Regions from separate parts of the Homo sapiens genome. Here region 2 is linked to region 1. A link is a contact called in ENCODE Hi-C or POLR2A ChIA-PET data. All regions are on one chromosome and are shown on one strand. Each heading gives the region's core, a stretch centred on a gene start or an enhancer-like site at or near the end of the contact. The rest is flanking DNA. Distances are from core to core; before and after follow the strand shown. Region 1 overlaps PLEKHM3 (pleckstrin homology domain containing M3). Region 2 has its middle 41 kb from the start of FZD5.

Evidence for each region. A loop is a pair of places that touch in the nucleus more often than their neighbours do. ChIA-PET counts read pairs that join two places held with the same protein, here RNA polymerase II (POLR2A). Pooled maps may share reads with other maps.
Region 2: a loop to region 1 is called in a map of Calu3, with 9 times the contacts of the local background. The contact joins two enhancer-like sites. A Hi-C loop is called at or near these places in 3 of 168 maps with a recorded cell type or tissue (Caco-2, Calu3 and HepG2), 3 of 37 single-sample maps with no recorded cell type and 8 of 50 pooled maps. POLR2A ChIA-PET finds 5 or more read pairs at or near these places in 10 of 52 experiments (A549, AG04449, BJ and 7 more).

What each region holds. Positions count from the first base shown.
Region 1 is chr2:207,845,483-207,850,724 of GRCh38, forward strand. The region is part of intron 7 of PLEKHM3 (pleckstrin homology domain containing M3); the gene reads right to left. Among named protein-coding and RNA genes, the nearest start is that of FZD5, 78 kb to the left of the region's middle. RefSeq lists enhancers at 1-17, 3,691-4,190. Within about 2 kb of position 2,454, at least 11 of the 41 ENCODE cell types and tissues checked have a DNase peak (open chromatin) inside an H3K27ac peak, as active enhancers do.
Region 2 is chr2:207,808,386-207,813,627 of GRCh38, forward strand. No RefSeq gene overlaps it. Among named protein-coding and RNA genes, the nearest start is that of FZD5, 41 kb to the left of the region's middle. RefSeq lists an enhancer at 2,620-3,441 and a silencer at 2,760-3,054. Within about 2 kb of position 2,631, at least 9 of the 41 ENCODE cell types and tissues checked have a DNase peak (open chromatin) inside an H3K27ac peak, as active enhancers do.

The sequences.
Region 1 (5,242 bases), core at 1,204-3,703:
TTTTGAAAATGAAATTACCTGAGTAGCTTAGCAAAGCTCACATTTTTTACATCATCTCTCTCCTGACATTAAAGTCTCCACTGACCCAGTAAAACACATCCATCTCCAACATATGATAAGGATGTAAGCCATCACTCAATAAAGTCACATATCTCGGTAATGCCTACTTAAATAATGAATTTCCTGAAATCACTTTAAAAGCCATTTAAAAGAAAATATGTTAATAACTACAGATTATAGTTGAAATTACAGAATAAAGCAAACTCTCTATTCATTCATGAATTATTTATGGAGCAGTTACTAAGTGTTGTCTTAGATGGAGCAGTGAGCAAAATATAAAAAGTCTATTCCCTCATGGAGCTTACATTATTTCAAAACGGTGGACTGAACTGCAATTTGGATTTGTATCTAAATCCCTTTGGGTAAACAGAATAAAAATCAGCCAACTTTACGGAAAACATCATGACAAACTATCAAACACAAATACAAAATGCTGAGCAATGGAGCAGAAGCAAAGATCTTACTCCTTTTGTCAATAAAAGCTTAAAACAGTGCCATATGCCTGGTATGAAGGTCCAGCAGAGTGGTGGCTTGTCAAAGGTCACACAAATTAGTAGCTAGGAACGACATCGAGACTTCTTTGTTCCTAGTCCAGTGATCTTTTTGTTTTTTGTTTTTGAGATGGGGTCTTGCTCTGTCGCCCAGGCTGGAGTGCAGTGGTGCAATCTCAGCTCACTGCAACTTCCGCCTCCTGGGTTTAAGCAGTTCTCTGCCTCAGCCTCTCAAGTAGCTGGGATTACAGGCGCCCGCCACCACACCCGGCTAATTTTTGTATTTTTAGTAGAGATGGGGTTTCACCATATTGGCCAGGCTGGTCTTGAACTCCTGACCTCATGATCCACCAGGCTTGGCCTCCCAAAGTGCTGGGATTACAGGCGTGAACCACTGCGCCTGGCCCAGTGATCTTTTTATGGACTGGCCTGCCTGTGTTTATTCGATGGATCTTAATGATTTTAGAGCCAATTAAAATTTTTTTCCTCCAGCCTGGGCAACATGGTGAAACCCCATCTCTACAAAAAAAAATACAAAAATTATCTGGGCGTGGTGGAGAGCACCTGTAGTCCCAGCTACTCGGCAGGCTGAGGTGAGAGGATCGTTTGAGCCTGGGAGGCAGAGGTTGCAGAAAGCCAAGATGGTGCCACTGCACTCCAGCCTGGATGACAGAGCCAGATCCTGTCTCAAAAAAAAAAAAATTTTTTTTTTCTTTAAAAGTACCCATTAATATAAGTTTATAGATTAAATGTGACTATTTTTCTGGTTCTGATACAATGTGATAAAAAATGCTGGATATAAAATTATATATTCAATATGATTCTAACTATTTAAAAATACATATGTGTAGAAAAATGGAGAAATAATGGAGAATATTTTCTTTAATTTTCTGTACTTTTCAAATTTTCTATAATAAATATCAATTAGTTTTATAGTTAGAAAGTTAAAATGAGTTAAACGATGAACAATTCCTCTTTAAACAGCAAAAAATTAAGCTGTCTGAAATGCTTAAAGCTAAGATGATCAATACAATATTAACCAGATACCTAACTAGAAGCTTGGTAAGAAATGTGTCTAGGTGACAGCCATCTATTCAAGTGACCAAATGGCCTCAAAACACAATGGTGGCTTCAGCAGCTAGGACTGTGTTTATAAATGCACCATATTTATCAAGTGGCTTAATGGCATAAAGGGTCAGGTCAGCCCTGAGGTTTTCACAGAAGTCTCAGTTATGTTAGCAGACATTCTGAAACATTTTGACATGTGAATACAGAAGCCACCAGGCCAAGGTGAAATGTTATTTACCAAGTTACTCTTTGACTAAAGTTTAAAATCCAGAAAAACTAGCATTGTGCTGAAGAGTTTTCATTAAAGAAAACTGTCATTGACACAATAAACACATTTAAGAGTGGGCAGTCAGAGCTGAAGAAGGGTCAAATTCCATCTGGGGAGTCATCACCCTGCCTCTGCCATGCACACGACATGTGAGCTGTCTGGGCTTCAAGTTTCCCACCCCCAAAATGTCTAAAGGGTCCCCACAGTCCCTTCTATCTCTATTAGTTTATAATTCTAAAACACAAGCGAGAGTCTGGTCCTCCACCATTGGTATTAGAGAACCACTGAGAAAGTTCCTCAAAATGTTCCTCTTCAACACCAGAGAAAGAAAAGAACGATTAGAAACAAACAGCTCCTCTGAAAAGGTACTCTACAGAGGAGCAGAAGTTTCCTTTAGCTGCTTCTAGGATCCCACACCTCACTGCAATACTCACTGAGTGGCTGCTTCCCAAGAAAAGCCACAGAAAGGAAATATCATTAAAAAATGGCATATACATTGGGGGAAGCTACTCCCTCCCTGAAGACCGGCCTAGCCAAGGCTGTTGTTCTCTATTGTTGAACAGGATGTAACAAGACTGCCAAGCGCAGCCCACAAACCTGCTAATTAGGTGCCCTGACAGTGTTTGTTTTGGAACCATTTACCAACAAAGGAATGTGTCAGGCTGATTAGGGAGAAAAGGGTATGTAATGTATGTGTATTTGAGTCCAGATGAGGGCATAATCCAGGTATTTAGTCTGTTTGTGCAAGGACTCACAAAAACAAAGGCCGAGCAAATAGGAAGCCACGGGGAAAGCCCAGCTTCTGGGCAGTGCTTCTCTCCCCTTCTCCTCTGGAGTTTTGTTCCACCTGCCTCCATCCCCACCCCTTCCCCACCAAAAAATTTTGCCTAAACACTTAACATGAAAGTCTCTTTCAAAAAGTGACAAACTACAGCTGGTTCCTCAGAAAAATGAAAGAGTCTTTGTAAGGTTACTGACACATCTGGGGCTTGATGGTTTTTTTGGCAGGTAAGTAAGTGACAACTTTAGGCAAAATCATCTCCACATTCAGCCTCCATGGAGCCTTCTCCATGCACTGTGCCCAGGGGCAAATCTAAGGGCAACAGGGCAACAGAAAACACAGCTCTTGATGGACTGATTGTTCAAGCTGTGCTGAGAACAATTAGGCATCTCAGCACCATCTATGGGAAGAAGTAGTTCCACATTTTATAATAAAGCAGGTTCCTTCTTTTTAAACAAGCCTTTATATGGTTTGAGTACAATTAGGCATTTGAAGCTTCATGTGTACATGAGGCTTAAAGAAGGGAAGAAAGTGCCAAGGCAAAGAACAAAGTCCATGCCCCAACAAGTTTAGGTCCTCAGGAGCAGGGTGGTATGGATTGCAGTGAAACGCAAAATGACAAAGACCAATTCAAAACGTTGAGCGTGTTGGGAGGAGTCTCCATGTTCTTCAGGACAAGCTGGACATTTCTGAAGTCCGGCCAGATGGATGAAAGCAATGGGGCTTGGACTAAGTTTCATGGGAGGCTGCCTTTTTTGGTAAGATTACCTGACAAAATAGATTTTAAAAATGAAAAAGCGGATAAACCCTGTTAGAAGCTCATCTGCTATGCACTTTTCCATGAGGCTGATGTTTGTTCTCAAGACTGATGTAGAAAATATTCTTTAAATGTGTGCAGACTGGCTGGGCGTGGTGGCTCATGCCTGTAATCTTGGCACTTTTGGAGGCCGAGGCGGGCGGATCACTGGAGGCCAGGAGTTCGAGACCAGCCTGGCCAACATGGCGAAACCCCATCTGTACTAAAAATACAAAAACTAGCCGGGCATGGTGGTGCACACTTGTAATCCCAGCTACTCAGGGGGCTAAAGCTGGAGAATCGCTTGAACCCGGGAGGTGGAGGTTGCAGTGAGCCGAGATCCTGCCACTGCACTCCAGCCTGGGCCACAGAGCGAGACTGTCTCAAAAAAAAAAAGTGTACAGACTAGATGTAGTAGCAGAGTATGCTAACTCAAGTGGTAAGCAGGTAAGATTTTGGTGTTAATAAGTTCAATGCCCTGTGTGCCACCATTATTTCTTAGAAGAGGGGATGGAGTGGTCAACTACTTGTGCACAAAGAAAAACTGGCAAGCAATGTCCAGCCTACACCTCTGAATTCCAGTGCTTTAAAAAACAACCCTTTTTAGAAGAGTAACCACAGAGCTGCCGATGCCCTACTAACAAAGGAAGAACACCTCCTCTGATGCCTTCCCTGGTGTTAGTGAATGTTGCTGACCAGGGCAGGCTTATGCTGTCATCAGTGAAACACCTTAAATGGTATGTCAATTGCTTCAACCTTATATAGAAAGCTTTAGTGTTACCTCAGACTTGTGTTATGCTCCTCTATCTTTGGAGGTGTTTTATATTCCCTTAACTAATTAGTTTATTTAAAAAATGTTGTCAGTGTTCTTATGAATGCATATATACTTAGGCAAGCTTAAACCAAACAGTAAGTATTTATGTAACGCTTAGTCCATTTCGTGTTGGTAAAACAGAATACCTGAGACAGGGAAACATTTTTTTAAAAGTTTATTTGGCTCCTGATTCTGGAGGCTGGGAGGTCTAGGAAACATGGCACTGGCATCTGCTCAGCTTTTGGTGATGCCTCGAGCTGCGTCACAAATGGCAGGGAAGTGGAAGGGGAAGCAAGCATGTGGAAAAGGACCAAACACAGGAGGCAACTCGCTTTCTAGCAACCCCCTATCACCAAACTAACCCAATCCCTCCAGAACTCATCCATTCCTGTCAGAAGGAGATTAATCCATTTTAACGACCTCATCACCTCTTAAAGGCACCACCTCCCTACACCTCTACGCTGGGGACCAAGCTTCAGCAAGATTTTCTGGGGACACACCATATTCAAACCATAGCAAATGCCTACCAGATGGAGGATACCAACACCAGTTTTCAGTAGAATCTTCTCATAGAATACTCACATTTAAATACAGTGCCAAGTGGCATAAAGGTCACAAAGTCTTTAAGTACAATGTTCTTCATAGTGAAAAACCTAGGAGGATGACTTACATGTCACATGAAAAACTCACGAAAGCCAAATGGACAGGACAGAAATGATGGAACTGATTTATCACAGTTGGTTTATTTTCTAAGTCCCATGTTAAAAATGCATGCTGAGGGTTTTTAAGATGAAGTGTTTATGTACTTGTAATCTCGAAGCATTTCAAGGTTCAGAAATAGCATCTCTGCAGAAATGTAGAAAGCAGGATTGTCTCCTTAGCAGCATTAGGAAAGGGATCTTAATAACGAGAGAAGATTAGGGATGTGTAAAAATGTCAGAAAGAAAGCTGCATAGGAGGCAAT
Region 2 (5,242 bases), core at 1,381-3,880, 37 kb before region 1:
CTGTCCCTACCTTCGGCAGCTATTTCAACAGTTTCCTCTTGCTAGTAATGTGAAATTGTTGCCTAGAATTTTCTATTCTCCTGCAACCACCCTGTCCTGTTTCATATTTACGCCATATTTACCCAGACTGTGGTCCGCAAGCAGAATGTGTGTGGAGAGAGGTTGCCGGGATCACTCAAGGAAAATGGAAAAGACTGTTTTTCTTTTCATTGAAAATCCTCCTCAGGAGGTACTCAAAGGCTGGTAACTTGCAAAGAAGTCTTTCTGAAGCAACAAGATTTCTGAGCTGACTTGTTCCCTGGCTCACGGCAAGGATCAGTCATGTCATGGAAGATGGTACCTCCAATGTGAGAACCACTAGCCACAGGAGGCTACTGAAATTTAAATCAATTAAAGTGAAGTCAAATCAAATATTCATTTCTTCAGTTGCATTAGCTACATTTCAAGTGCTCAATAGCACATGTGACTAGTGACTGCTATGCTGGATGAGCTGCTATAGGGCACTTCCATCATCCCAGAATGTTCTACTGGACAGTGTTATTCTAAGGCAAACCACTCAGCAGAGGCTGCCTAACTGGTCCCAGCAGTGGTGAGCTGCACTGTGGCTCCAGGACCCCTAGTGAGGCTAGAGTGAGTATACATGAATAATGCTACATGTATAGTGCAGGTTTGGCCATTGGAATGAACACTTAATGACACTTTCAACTAACACTTATTTCTTAAACATAGCACTTAGTTATATGTTATTCCAACAAGCATCAGAAACCCCAGTACTGTGCAAGACACAATTTCTGTCCCTTGGAGTTCATAACCTTCAAGTTGAGGTAGGAAATAAATAATAATAAGCTGTGATAAGCTGAAAAGTGGGCATTTGCCAAGGGGCAATAGATATTTTGGAGAAAGGGATCAAGGAAGATTCTCAAAGAAAGGGATATGTGGGCAGTTTAAAAGAGTGGCTAGAAATTTGTTAATATGTGGGGCCTGGATGCGGTGGTTCACACCTGTAATCCCAGCACTTTGGGAGGCCAAGGCGGGTGGATCATGAGGTCAAGAGATCGAGACCATCCTGGCCAACGTGGTGAAACCCCATCTCTATTATAAATACAAAAATTAGCTGGGCATGGTGGCACATGCCTGTAGTCCTAGCTACTTGGGAGGCTGAGGCAGGAGAATCACTTGAACCCAGGAGGCGGAGGTTGCAGTGAGCCGAGATTGCGCCACTGCACTCCAGCCTGGCAACAGAGCGAGACTCCATCTCAAAAAAAAAAAAAAAAGAAAAAGAAATTTATTAATAGGCTGGGGGAAATGTCCAAAATAGAAGAAACTGCAGAACACTTTGGAGAACAGTAATATGTTTGGTGTGGCCGGGCGGGGTGGCTCACGCCTGTAATCCCAGCACTTTGGGCGGATCACGAGGTCAGGAGAACGAGACCATCCTGGCCAACATGGTAAAGCCCCGTCTCTACTAAAAAAAATACAAAAATTAGCTGGGTGTTGTGGCACGTGCCTGTAATCCCAGCTACTCGGGAGGCTGGGGCAGGAGAATTGCTTGAATCAGGGAGTCGGAGGTTGCAGTGAGCCGAGATCGTGCCACTGTACTACAGCCTGGCGACAAAGCAAGACTCCATCTCAAAAAAAAAAAAAAAAGTTTGGTGTTAGAGGAATGTGGAGCAGGAATGAGAATGGCAAGACCAGCCACCACATTTGCAGGGCCTGTGCAAAATGCAAACGTGGAGACCCTTTTGCTCAAAAATTATTCAGAATTTCAAGATGGAGACAGGTGAGCATTAAATCCAGTGAGCACACAGGTTGTGTGCTCATGAACCAAGCTATCCTGGTGGCAGGAGATGAAGTTAAAGAGAAAGGTAGGCCCATATTATCAAAGGCTTTCCCATTCATGCTCTGGAGCTTGGGCTGTGTCCTGAAGGTGGCAGAGCCATAAGAGATTCTTAACCTGGGGTAAGGCAAGATCGGGCTTGCATTTTTACAAAGACTGTGTTGGGGGCAGCACGGAAGAAGCTGGCAGGAAGGCTGGCTCAGAAGTGATTGGAATGGTCTGGAGAGAGAGGATGAGAACAGGAGGATGTCCCACTCTCCATGGGACAGAGAGGCGCTGGGGCTCTGAGAGCTATGTAGGTGGTGAACTTGATGCCAGGCCCCAGCTTGGAGAGTGTACGTGCAGCCAGCTGCCTCCTGTTGAGATTTCTTGTGCCTCCTTTGCAAGCTCTGGAGTCTTTGGGTTCCCATTACCCACACAGGACAAAGGCCAATGGTGCAGGGACAGTGGGAAGGGCTGATGCCACACTTGCCACAAACCCCTTGCCAGGAACTCTTTCAGGAATCCCCTTATTCTGTTTTCCAAGACCCTTTGGACTTTCCAAAACTCTTTGGAAAACAGAGTAAATCTAAGGAGAGCCAAAGAATGCCCCCTCTCCTCTCCAGCCCTGGAAATACAGCATTTAGAGGAAGCTAAATCATTGTCGCTTCAATAACCCCTCCCCTGGATTTGCATTTCCTGACTTGGATATTTGTGACATTCCAGGGGTCATTATCAGAAGGTTTCACTTTTCATTTCCTGGTGGAATCAGGACGTGCCCCTTTTGCGGGGAGTGGTGGTGGTGAGGGAGCCGGTGTGCAATGAGGTGTCTGCCAAGAGCACAGGGCAATTCCACAACACAGCAGAGAGGGGTGAAAAGGAAGTGAACGTGCCCTCCTCCACTACCAGACAAAAAGGGAAACCGGTGTGTATTCAGTGCCAGGACTCCTCCCTTTTGATAAAATCTCTCTCCTAATCCTCATTACAATGCCTGAAGGTGTGCATAACGAGCCTTTTACACATGAACGCACTCAGGCTCTCCCAGGACTGGAGCTACCTGCCCATTGTCACTTGTTGACGGGATGTGGATTAGAACTCTGGTCTTCTCATTTCCGGATGGCTGCCCCATCCCCAGCTGCCCCTCCCAGCTGGAGTCAGTGCCTAGGAACAACCATGGGTCATCCTGGGTACAAAATTAGCCAGGCGTGGTGGCACATGCCTGTAATCTCAGCTACTCGGGAGGCTGAGGCAGGAGAATTGCTTGAAACCGGGAGGCGGAGTTTGCGGTGAGCCGAGATCTCACCATTGCACTCCAGTCTGGGCAACAAGAGCAAAACTCTGTCTCAAAAAAAAAGGAAGAGGTGCAATAGTGAGACAGACCATCTTGGGTAAATTCCGACTGTCTTGTTTCTAAGATGAGGGAGACTTTATTTGAACCTTGCAAGGAGCGGACGTCTCCATTAGCTTATTTGTTTTGTTTTGTTTTTTGAGATGGAGTCTCACTTTGTTGCCCAGGCTGGAGTGCAGTGGCGTGAGTGGCAGTGGAGTGCAGTGGTGGCTCGCTGCAACCTCCGCCTCCTGGGTTCAAGCAATTCTCCTGCCTTAGCCTACTGAGTAGCTGGGATTACAGGCACGCGCCACCACGCCCAGCTAATTTTTAACTTCTTAGTAGAGTCGGGGTTTCACCATGTTGGCCGGGCTGCTCTTGAACTCCTGACCTCAGGTGATCTGCCTGCCTCGGCCTCCCAAAGTGCTGGGATTACAAGTGTGAGTCACCGTGCCCAGCTCCATTAGCTTATTTGTAAAAAAGAAATGAAGAAGTAAAAGCTAGGAGTCTGGTCTGACCCAGAGAGAGGGAAAGGGGAGGCATAGTTAACGCATTTGAGGGAAAATAAGAAACACAAGCAACAGAGTGAAGCAGGTATAAGTTGTGAATGGGCTGCACTGGGCTAGGTTGTTGGAAGAAATTTTTAAAGAAAAATGTATGAATATGCTTGTAAGTCTGAGTTGGTGAGGTAATTCTGGACTTTCTAGAAATGTGGGGATATGGTGGGGGCAAGTGGGAGAGGGAGAATGAACTTGGCCATTTATGAGATCAGCCTGACTTCAGGGTGGCTCCCTTGCCCACAGATCGTTCCCTGTACCTTGAGCTCTAACAAGCAGGGGCCACATCTGATTGTTGTAGGGATCTTGGGGGAGGAAGAGAGAGGGGAGAACATTGGGAGAGAAGTCGTGTTTTCCAGCAGAAGGGATATCTGTGCAGATGCTCGGAGGAGAAGGCTGCTTTCTCAGGTCAATCGCTCATTTAAACTGGGATCTTAATTTTACGGATAGGAAAAGATCTCCTAGACATAAAAGTTTTGCTGACAGAAAAAGTCTACTACCCATGGGCTCTGGATGAAAGGCCTGGGCCTCTGCGGGTATCTTCCGGGCTGCAAAAAGGGCTAGGCTGCTCGAAAAGTACTTGAAACAAATAAAACAGTGACTCTAAAACACACCCATATGTCACATTCTTAGAGAAAAGACCTTCTGTAATTAGTTACAAGCTTTAGAGAATAAAATCCAATTTACCTGTCAAAGAGAAAGGCTGAATTGCACCCCTCCCACACTGATTGTTGGGGTGGGGGGGGATATAGCTTGTAGGCCCCTCCCTCCCTATCCCCTACCTTTCTCCTCCCATCTCCTTTATTGAAGAAGACTGAAAAAAAAGTTGGAAAAATCCTCTAAAGACACACAGTGTTCCAAGCACAATCAGACCACTAATTACTGTTAAGCTTGAGCCCCTTTTTGTGCTCTGAGGGGGACTTCGGTGTGCAGCAACCACTCGGGTCTTTTCTTGAGTCCGGGCTAACTCCTGAATAGCAGATTTTTCTTTTCTTCCCCTTTCAACGTTTGCTTGCCAGTGCCTTTCTTTTCCTTCATCTTCATCTTCACCTTCTCCTTTTTCCTTTTCTTTTTTTTTTTTTTTGTGCTTTTTTCCCCCTTCTCCCCCCACCCCCACCCCCGCCCTGCCCTGCCACCCCGTTTTTTTGTGTTTTTTTTTTTTGTTTTTTTTTTGCTTTTGGCTTTTCTGATAGCATTTTTCTTCTGGCGTTGTGTTTTAAATCTCTAAATGAAACTTGACTGTCCCCACGGCCGGTTGGAGAAGCACAAAGGCCTCCCATTCCACTGGCTACAGTAACGCCATTGTGTATCCTAACAATGCACTAATTGGCGGTGACAATTGTGGAGCTGGGGAGGAAGAAGGGGGCCGCCTTTTCCAATCAGGGAGCCACCGAAATAAAAGGAGAGGAGGAGAAGGAGGAGGAGGACGGGAGGCCCAGGTTCCTGATAGAGAGGGGGAATAGACCCACAGAGGGGGTGCAGGGCTCTGGTTTGTACTGGGCTTTCTAAATGAATAATAAAAACAAAGGAGAAAATCTTTAT